2 separate regions of the Homo sapiens genome follow, and region 2 is linked to region 1. Evidence: chromatin loops called from intact Hi-C (ENCODE). Cell type or tissue: IMR-90. All regions are shown on one strand. Each heading gives the region's core, and the rest is flanking DNA. Links, peaks and the distances in the headings are about the cores only. Region 1 overlaps LOC105374329 (a long non-coding RNA gene). Region 2 overlaps NCOA1 (nuclear receptor coactivator 1).

Region 1 (4,394 bases), core at 212-4,211:
TGCAGGTGTTTTTTGAATGAGATTAACATTTAAATCCGTGAACTTTGGCCAGGTGCGGTGACTCACGCCTGTAATCCCAGCACTTTGGGAGGCCAAGACAGGCAGATCATTTGAGGTCAGGAGTTCAAGACCAGGCTGGCCAACATGGTGAAACCCTGTCTCTACTGAAAATGCAAAAATTAGCTGGGCGTGGTGGCAGACACCTGTAATTCCAGCTACCCAAGACGTTGAGGCATAATCGCTTGAATCCGGGAGGCAGAGGTTGCAGTGAGCCAAGGTTGTGCCACTGCACTCTAGCCTGGGGAACAGACTGAAACTCCATCTCAAAAAAAGAGAGAGAGAGAGAGAGAGAGAGAGAAGGCAGGAAAGGGGCAGAGAGAGCAAAAGAAGAGATGCAAAGGCTTCCATTCCATTGATTTTTCTCTTGATTGTCTAGCTCAGCACTGTCCAATAGAAATAGAATGCAAGCCATATATATAATTTTTAATTCCCTAATATCACATTAAAAAGGTATAAAAAGAATAAATAAAATCAATGTTAATAATGCATTTTATTAATGTGTTTTATTTAACCTAATATATTTAAAATATTGTCATTTCAACATACGGCACCAGCTACATTTCAAGTGCCCAATAGCTGCACATAGGTAGTGGGTACCGTATTGAAGAGCTCAACTCAATATCCCAGAACTCATTTCCTACAGCCCCCAGGGCCTCCCAGCACCCTGCTCTCTGATCACAGATTCCAATCACATTTCCCTCCATGATCCAGGGTTTCCCTGCCACACACACTCAACTCTCCCAACCAGATAGGAGAAATTTTACTGGCTTTTTTCATCTTATTTTTTCTCTGGCTCTAAACCAATATCTGACCTTTGGCAATGTGCTTCATTTCACCTGCTCTGGTGAGAGGTAGTGAGATTTTTTTTCCTCTTTCCCTGTTTCATCTTTGTCTGTCTGGCATTTGGCATACGGCCTGGCACATGTCACTGCCTCACAGGTGAGTGACTTTGGGGCATTTAAACAGGAGGGAGGTTCGGAAGACCCGGTGAGGGTAAAATCATGAAGATCAGGCTGTTTATACCAGGTGCCTTGATGAGCTACATCTTCACCTTTGGGATAAGTGCTCAAAGCCTTCAGGCTTTCCCCCTTGAGCTGGCTTCCCATGGGCAATGGTCAGGCCAGCTGTATGGCACAGAGCCTCCCACAAAGCTGGACTCAGCAATGTCTGAAAAACCCAACTGAATCGACTTCAGGCAGAAGAGACTAGCCAACTGTGGGGCCTGAGCTGAGACTCGGGCAGGAATACCTACTGGAAATTGGCCCAGGGAGGGAGCCACGCAGCTCTCTGAGTGAAGAGTGTTCTGTGCAGCAGGGGGACGTGTTTCTGCAGTTGGAGGAGCAGCTCGCTTAGAGGGAATATCGTCCTGGATATGGCCATGGCAGCAGCCATCTCACCAGGCCGGTTCCACACTATGGTTCTGAGAGTTGTTACTGGAAGCTCAGCTGAGAGCCTGTTCTTCCAGCCCTTCCAATGCTTATATGAGCTACTTAATAAATCCCTTTCTGCCTAAGCTAGTTAGTATAAACTTTATTGTTGAAACCAAGAATCTGACCCAACGTAATTAATTATAGTATCAGTCTTAGGGTTTTCCTTTATACTGTTAAGTGCACTTATATCTCTGTTATCTGAGGCAAGGGTCTGGGGAAATGGGCATGGTTACCAATGGGAATATAAATTGGTAAAATGTCTGGAAGGGTATGTTGGTAGTATTTATTTAAATTATAAAGGCACTTACCTTTTTAACCAGTATTCTAATTATAGGCATTTGTTCTGCAGATACACTTGCATATATAGAAGCTGAGTTATGTACAGTTGCAGCATTGTGTGTGAGAACAAAATATTTTAAATCACCTGAAAGCAACAAGAAGAAACTTTATCTTGATGAAATGACTAAGCTGCTTTTACCTGGAACTTTAATATATGTGAAGGAAGGCTGTCTTCTATGGTGATAATCCAATTAAGGTAAGAAGGAGATCCAAACCAATAGCTAGAGATTGCATATTGCAGGCACAGCTGGCAGGACTCAAACTGTCCAACACAAGTGGATACTCTGGGATGCAAAACCAAAATATCTGGCTTAGAACAAGCTTTTGTGCAGGCCAGTTATTGAGGCTCCCTTGGACCCCATTTGAGACCACAAAGGGGCAGGGGCACCAGGGTGAGGAAAGACTCTTGGCACCGTGATGACACAGCGTGGAGGGACAGCTATCAGTCATAAGCAGCCCTGCAGATGCTAGCCTCTCTCTGTAGAAGAGCAAAGGGTAAACCAGCTCACACAAGCACACATATGAATCCCTGCTGGGATCATGGGGACTCAGGTAGGGGTTTGCCACTCTGCTCTGGTGCCTCCCATAGCAAAGAGGCTGTCTAGGAGGCAGGGGCTCTAGGAGACGCTATTCATGTTGTATTCCACGTCAATGGCGCCCCCTGGAGAGAAGACAATTTGGATGTTGCCCATTGGAAATAGTGTGTGTCAACCCTGCAGGAAAAGTGCCCTCATTCAAAGGTGAGAAGTAACTAAAAGAGAAACAGCACACAAATCTTTAGGAAAATACAAGAAGGAGAAAGGAGGAAATCAATAGGGAAACAACTGGCAGGTAAAGAATACAGAAACATCTTGCCTCAAAACTGGTGAAAATCATGACCAAATACAGTAGTCCCCTGCCCTTATCCACAGAGGATACGTTCCAAGACCCCCAGTGGATGCCCAAAACCACATTTAGTACCAAACCCTATATACTATGTTTTTTTCCTATATGTGCTTTTTTTTTTTTTTTTCCTGAGGCAGAGTCTCACTTTGTTGCCCAGGCTGGAGTGCAGTGGCGTGAACTCTGCTCACTGTAACCTCCACTTCCTGGGTTCAAGCCATTCTCCTGCCTCATCCTCCCAAGTAGCTGGGACTACAGGCATGCACCACCATGCCCGGCTAATATTTGTACTTTTAGTAGAGAGGGGGTTTCACCGTGTTGGTCAGGCTGGTCTTAAACACCTGGGCTCAAGTGATTCACTCGCCTCAGCCTCCCAAAGTGCTGGGATTACAGGTGTGAGCCACCGTGCCTGGCCCCCTATATGTGCATGTCTATTTGATAAAGTTTAATTTCTAAATTAGGCACAGTAAGGCTGGGCTCAGTGGCTCACACCTGTAATCCCAGCACTTTGGGAGGTTAAGGCAGGAGGATCACTCAAGCTCAGGAGTTCCAGAGTAGCCTGGGAAACATAGCAAAACTTTGCCTCTACAAAAAGTAATATTAGTCAGCATTGTGGTGCATGCGTGTAGTCCAAGCTGCTTGGGAGGCTGAGATGGGAGAATCACTTAAGCCCAGGAGGTTGAGGCTGCAGTAAGCCATCATGGAGCCTCTGCACTCCAGCTTAGGTGACAGAATAAGACCCCATCTCAAAAAATAATTATCATCATGAAAAATTAGGCACAGTAAGAAATTAATGACAATAACTACTAATAAAATAGGACAAATTAAATAAAGTAATATAATGAAAGTTATGTGAATATGATTTCTCTCTCTGCATTGCACCTATTTTTGGACCCTGGTAACTGAAATTGAGAAAAGTAAAACTGTGAGACTACCATAAATCTCCATAAACTCTAGGAACTAAAGTAAAAATAATCTCTATATAACAAGCACTCAAAGCAGAGATACAAGAGTTCAAGGAAAAAAATGACAAAGCAACTGAAGATGAAAAATGAGCTGGCACTAATGTTTTCTTTGAGGTAGAATTACATAAAGTCTTAGATGTACAGTCTGATGGATTTTTTTTTTCAAGTAACCATACCCATGTAACTACCACTCTGCTACAGATATGGAACATTCTCCGCATCCAAGAAGACTCCTTCCTGCCCCCTTCCAGTCAAAAGTAATTGCTGTTTTGATCTCTATCATCCACCATAAATTAGTTTTGCCTATTGTTGAATGTCCTATAAATGAAAACATATAGTAGATGTTCTTCTATGTCCAGGTTCTTTCACTTTACCTTATGCCTGTGACAGTCATCTACATAGTTGTGGATAGCAGTAGTTCATTCTTTTTCAATATTGTGTGGTATTCCATTATATGACTATGCCACAATATATTAATGCATGAATTTTCGAGTTGTTTCCGTTTGTGTTATGAATAAAGCTGCAATGAACATCCTTGTGCATGTCTTTTGGTGAATATAAGCATTCATTTTCATTAGGAATATACAAAGGAGTGGAATTTTTAGGTCATAGAGTATATGTATATTTCACTTTGGCACCATTAAGTTTTCCAACGTGGCTGTACCAATTTAAATCAGGAACACATGCTCCATATCTTTGCCTCCATTTGGTTTTCCTT
Region 2 (4,394 bases), core at 299-4,298, 190 kb before region 1:
CCATTTCTACTGTGTTATTCTGCTTCCTCAATACCTACACAAAATCAACATAAATACATAATTTATCCAAATATATTTTTCTTGCTATATTCTGTAATGTCACAAACCCTTTGGGAATCAATAAAATTAACTCTGTGAATCACCTGGAAGACTGTAAAGATGGTAGGTTAAGATTACATGCTCTGGAATCAGAATGACTACTTGGATTCAAATAACAATTCTGCTACCCACTAGCTATATAAACTTGAATAATTCAATTTCTCTGTGCTTTGATTTGCTAATCTCTAAAATGGGAATACAAGTGGTAGCTATAGGATTCTTGTGAATAATAAATGACAAGATATGTGAAGGACTTAGAATGGAGCCTAGCATATAACAATATTAATACTAACAGCTAGAATTAGTGCATGCTTACAATATATGTTACCTTATTTTCAATAAACACTAGCTGTTATTATTTAATTATCTAAGTTTACATGAAGAAATAACTTTTTCTATGTCAGTGGTTCTCAGACTTGCAGTGCATCAGAATTATCTAGGAGGCTTTTAAACATACCCACAGGCCCTGCACCCTAGAGATTCTGACATGTAGGTGTGGTTGGGCTTTAGAAACTATTCTTTTGAAAATTTTCCAAGAGGATTCCCACTGCCTGAGATATGAGAATATGCTGGGCTAGAGATCTTAAAACATTTCTATTTTAAACGTCTGATATAAAGAATGAAAATGGGCTAGGTGCAATGACTCATACCTGTAATCCCAGCACTTTGCAAGGCCGAGGCAGGCAGATCACTTGAGCCCAGGAGTTCAAGAGTAGCCTGAACAACATGACAAAACCCTGTCTCTCCAAACAAAACAAAACAAAAACAAAAAAGTAGCCAGGTGTGGTGGTGTATACCTATAGTCCCAGCTACACAGGAGGTTGAGGTGGGAGGATCCCCTGACCCCAGGTGGTTGAGGCTGCATGCAGTCAGCTGTGATCACACCACTGTACTCCAGCCTGGATAACAGAATGAAACCCCATAGCAAAAAAAAAAAAAAAAAAAAAAAAAAAAAAAAGAATGGAAATGAATCGATACAATAGGCAGAAAAGCAAGTAATAAAGCTTCCAGATACTCCTGGGGCATATATGAATCCTAGTAACCTAGGGTTGGAAAGGATTGAGAAAAAAGTTTAGGCCTCTGAAAGTCAGGTAAGACACTATCAGACAAAGACAGGGCCCAAGAAGGACAATAACACCAGGAAAAGGGTAAATTCAAACATTAAAAACACCTTCAAAGGCAAACATCAAAGAAAACCTCTTGGCCTTAGCAAAGACATCATGAGGATTTGGTGCCTGAATCATCTATGCTATGTGAATACTCCTAAAACTCAAAAGTCGGGGTGCAGCAGGACCTTCTCTGCTTCACACCCAGGCAGATCTCCAGGTAACTGGAGCACCCATTCACCGGGATCAGCAGGCTAAGCCAGCCCACTCTCCCCATGCCAAGACCATGGTAAAGCAGGGCACTCTCTGCCCCATTCCCGGGCATAGCTTCAGGCAGTCAGAGGACCCATTTGCATGGATTGCTAGCCTGAGACACCCCATCCTTCCTGTGTAGAGATTGTGGTACAGCAGGGCCCTCTGTACGCAGCACCCAGGCAGATCTCCAGGTACCTGGAGTACCCACTCTCCTGGATTAAGAGTTCAGGCCTCCACCCCTGCCTGTGTAGAGAACTTGGGGCCAAGGAGGTTTGCCAGCTCCATGCCTAGGACCACCTCTGGGTGCTTGGTGGCTGCCCATTGGCTTCTCCCTCAGTGTTAGTGATTGTGCCTGCCATCAGGGGACTGTAGGTGGCCTGGCCCCACTCATCTTGCTTCCCACTCCCCTGGGGCTGAGCAAGTAGCTCAGACCACTGTGCACTCCACGTATCAGCCCAATGCCTGAGGCAACAGAGAGCTTCTTCCTGTAAACAAGTATCAAGTGTATACCTAGTCACACTGGCTACAGCTGGCTAAGTGATCTTACCCGTAAGCGCCATCTACTGGCTTGTAGGTTGAACCCTACAGCCCAATATAAAATCTGCCCAAAGAAGTACATAGGCTATAGAAGCAAAGCCAAAAGATGCTACCCAGCATTCTCTACAATCATATCCCCTAGGGAGTTGGGGAATGGAAAGGGAAAGAAAAAAAAAATATTACAGGGACAGGAACAAAAAAAGAAAAAAATCCTACCTGCATGAAAATAATTACAAAAATCAAAAGTGCCAGTGTCTCCAGATGAGAAGGAACCAGTGCAAGAATTCTGGCCAAACGAAAAATCTGATCGTAGTGACACCACTCAATAATCACACTAGCTCTCCAGCAATGGCCCCTAACCAAAATGGAAACTCAGATATGACAGATAAAGAATTCAAAGCATGAATTACAAGGAAGCTCACTGGGATCCAAAAAAAGGTTGAAAATCAACACAAAGAAACTTCTAAATCATTCTAAGAAATGAAGGAAGCGGTAAATACTTTAAAAAGAAGTCAATCAGAACTTCTGGAATTGAAAACTCACTTAAGGAATTTCAAAATATTAGGGAAAGCTTTATCAATAGACTGGACCAAGCAGAAGAAAGAATTTCAGAGCTTGAAGACTGCCCTTTTGAACTGATCTAGTCAGACAAAAATAAAGAAAAAAGAATTCAAAAAAAAGGAACAAAGTCTTTAAGAAATATGGGATTATGTAAAGCAACCAAATTTACTAATTGCTGGCATTCCTGAGATGGAGAAAAAGCAAACAACCTGGAAAACACATTTGAGGGAATAATTCAAGAAAATTTCCCGAATCTTGCAAGAGAGGTAGACATTCAGATACAAGAAATTCAGAGAACACCTGTGAGATACTACACAAAACAAACATCAATAAGAAATATAATCACAAAACGATTCAAGGTCAAAGCTAATGAAAAAGTCTTAAAGGTAGTCAGAGAAAAAGGTCAGAGGAAATCCCATCAGGCTAGCAGTGGACTTCTCAGCAGAAACTGTATAAGATTGGGGGCCTATTTTCAGCATTCTTAAAGTAATTCCAACCAAGAATTTAATATCCTGCCAAACTAAGCTTCATAAGCAAAGAAGAAATAAAATCTTTTCCAGACAAGCAAGTGCTAGAGAATTCGTTACCACTAGACCAGCCTTAAAAGAGATCTTTAAGGGAATTCTAAACGTGGAAATGAAAGAAAAATAACCTTCTACCACAAAAACACAATTAAGCACACAGCTCACAGACCCTATAAAGCAACCACACAATAGAAACTACAGTGACTAGCTAACAACTTCACAATAGGATCAAAACCTCACATATCAATATTAACTGTGAATGTAAACGGTTTAAATGCCCCACTTAAAAGGCACAGAGATGAATTGGATTAAAAAAAAAAGACTCATCTATCTGTTGCCTTCAAGAGACCCATCCCGCACATAACAATACCCACGGGCTCAAAGTAAAGGGTTGGAGAAAGATCTATCATGTAAATGAAAAATAAAAAGGAGCAGGGGTTGCAAGTCTTACATCATATAAAACAGACTTTAAAATAACAGTAAAAAAAGAACAAAGAAGGACATTACATTACAATAAAGGGTTCAATTCAACAAAAAGACTTAACTATCCTAAATATAAACCCACTGGAGCACCAACTTCATAAAACAAAAAAGGGAATGCTTATACATTTTTAGTGGGAATGTAAATTACTTCACCCACTATGGGAAACGGTATGGAGGTTTCTCAAATAACTTACAACAGAACTACCATTTGGCCCAGCAAACTCAATACTAGGTACATATCCAAAAGAATATAAATTGTTATGCCAAAAAGACACATGTACTCTTACGTTCACTGCAGCACTCTTTACAATAGCAAAAACATGAAGTCAACCTAGATGCCCAACAGTAGATCAGACAAATTAAATGTGGTACACGTATACCACGAAATATTATGCAGCTGTAAAAGAAAATAAAATCATGCCACTTGCGACAACGTGGATGTAGGCCATTATTCTAAGCAAATTAACAAGGGAACAGAAAACCAAATACTGCATGTTCTCATTTATGAGTGGGAACTAAACACTGGGCACTCATGGACATAAAGATGGCAACAATAGACACTGGGACTAACAGAGCAGGGAGGGAGAGATGGGAGCAAGGGTTAAAAAATTAACTGTTGGGTACTATGCTCACTACCTGGGTGACAGGGTCATTCACACCCCAAACCTCAGCATCACACAATATACCCATGTAACAAACCTGTACATGTACTCCCTGAATCTAAAATAAAAGTTAAAAAATTTTTTAAAAGGGGAGAATTTCAAGTTAAAACCTATGTTCATAGACCCCTAACTCCAAGCACATAGTAGAAGGAAATAAAAAATCTTCC

Evidence for each region. A loop is a pair of places that touch in the nucleus more often than their neighbours do. Peaks named below come from ENCODE experiments on the same cell type or tissue, not always from the same donor. Only the 100,000 strongest peaks of a DNase experiment are listed, where the experiment ranks them.
Region 2: a loop joins it to region 1, with 4 times the contacts of the local background. A loop is called at or near these places in 5 of 110 quality-filtered maps.

What each region holds. Positions count from the first base shown.
Region 1 is chr2:24,419,922-24,424,315 of GRCh38, reverse strand. The region is part of intron 2 of LOC105374329 (a long non-coding RNA gene); the gene reads right to left. Among named protein-coding and RNA genes, the nearest start is that of ITSN2, 62 kb to the right of the region's middle. In IMR-90, for the core only: a CTCF peak has its summit at 2,489 (motif pointing left); no DNase peak of the experiment used is centred there; H3K27me3 peaks cover 369 bases.
Region 2 is chr2:24,610,863-24,615,256 of GRCh38, reverse strand. The region is part of intron 3 of NCOA1 (nuclear receptor coactivator 1); the gene reads right to left. Among named protein-coding and RNA genes, the nearest start is that of NCOA1, 120 kb to the right of the region's middle. RefSeq lists an enhancer at 1,862-1,911. In IMR-90, for the core only: a CTCF peak has its summit at 2,031 (motif pointing left); a DNase peak (open chromatin) is centred at 1,996.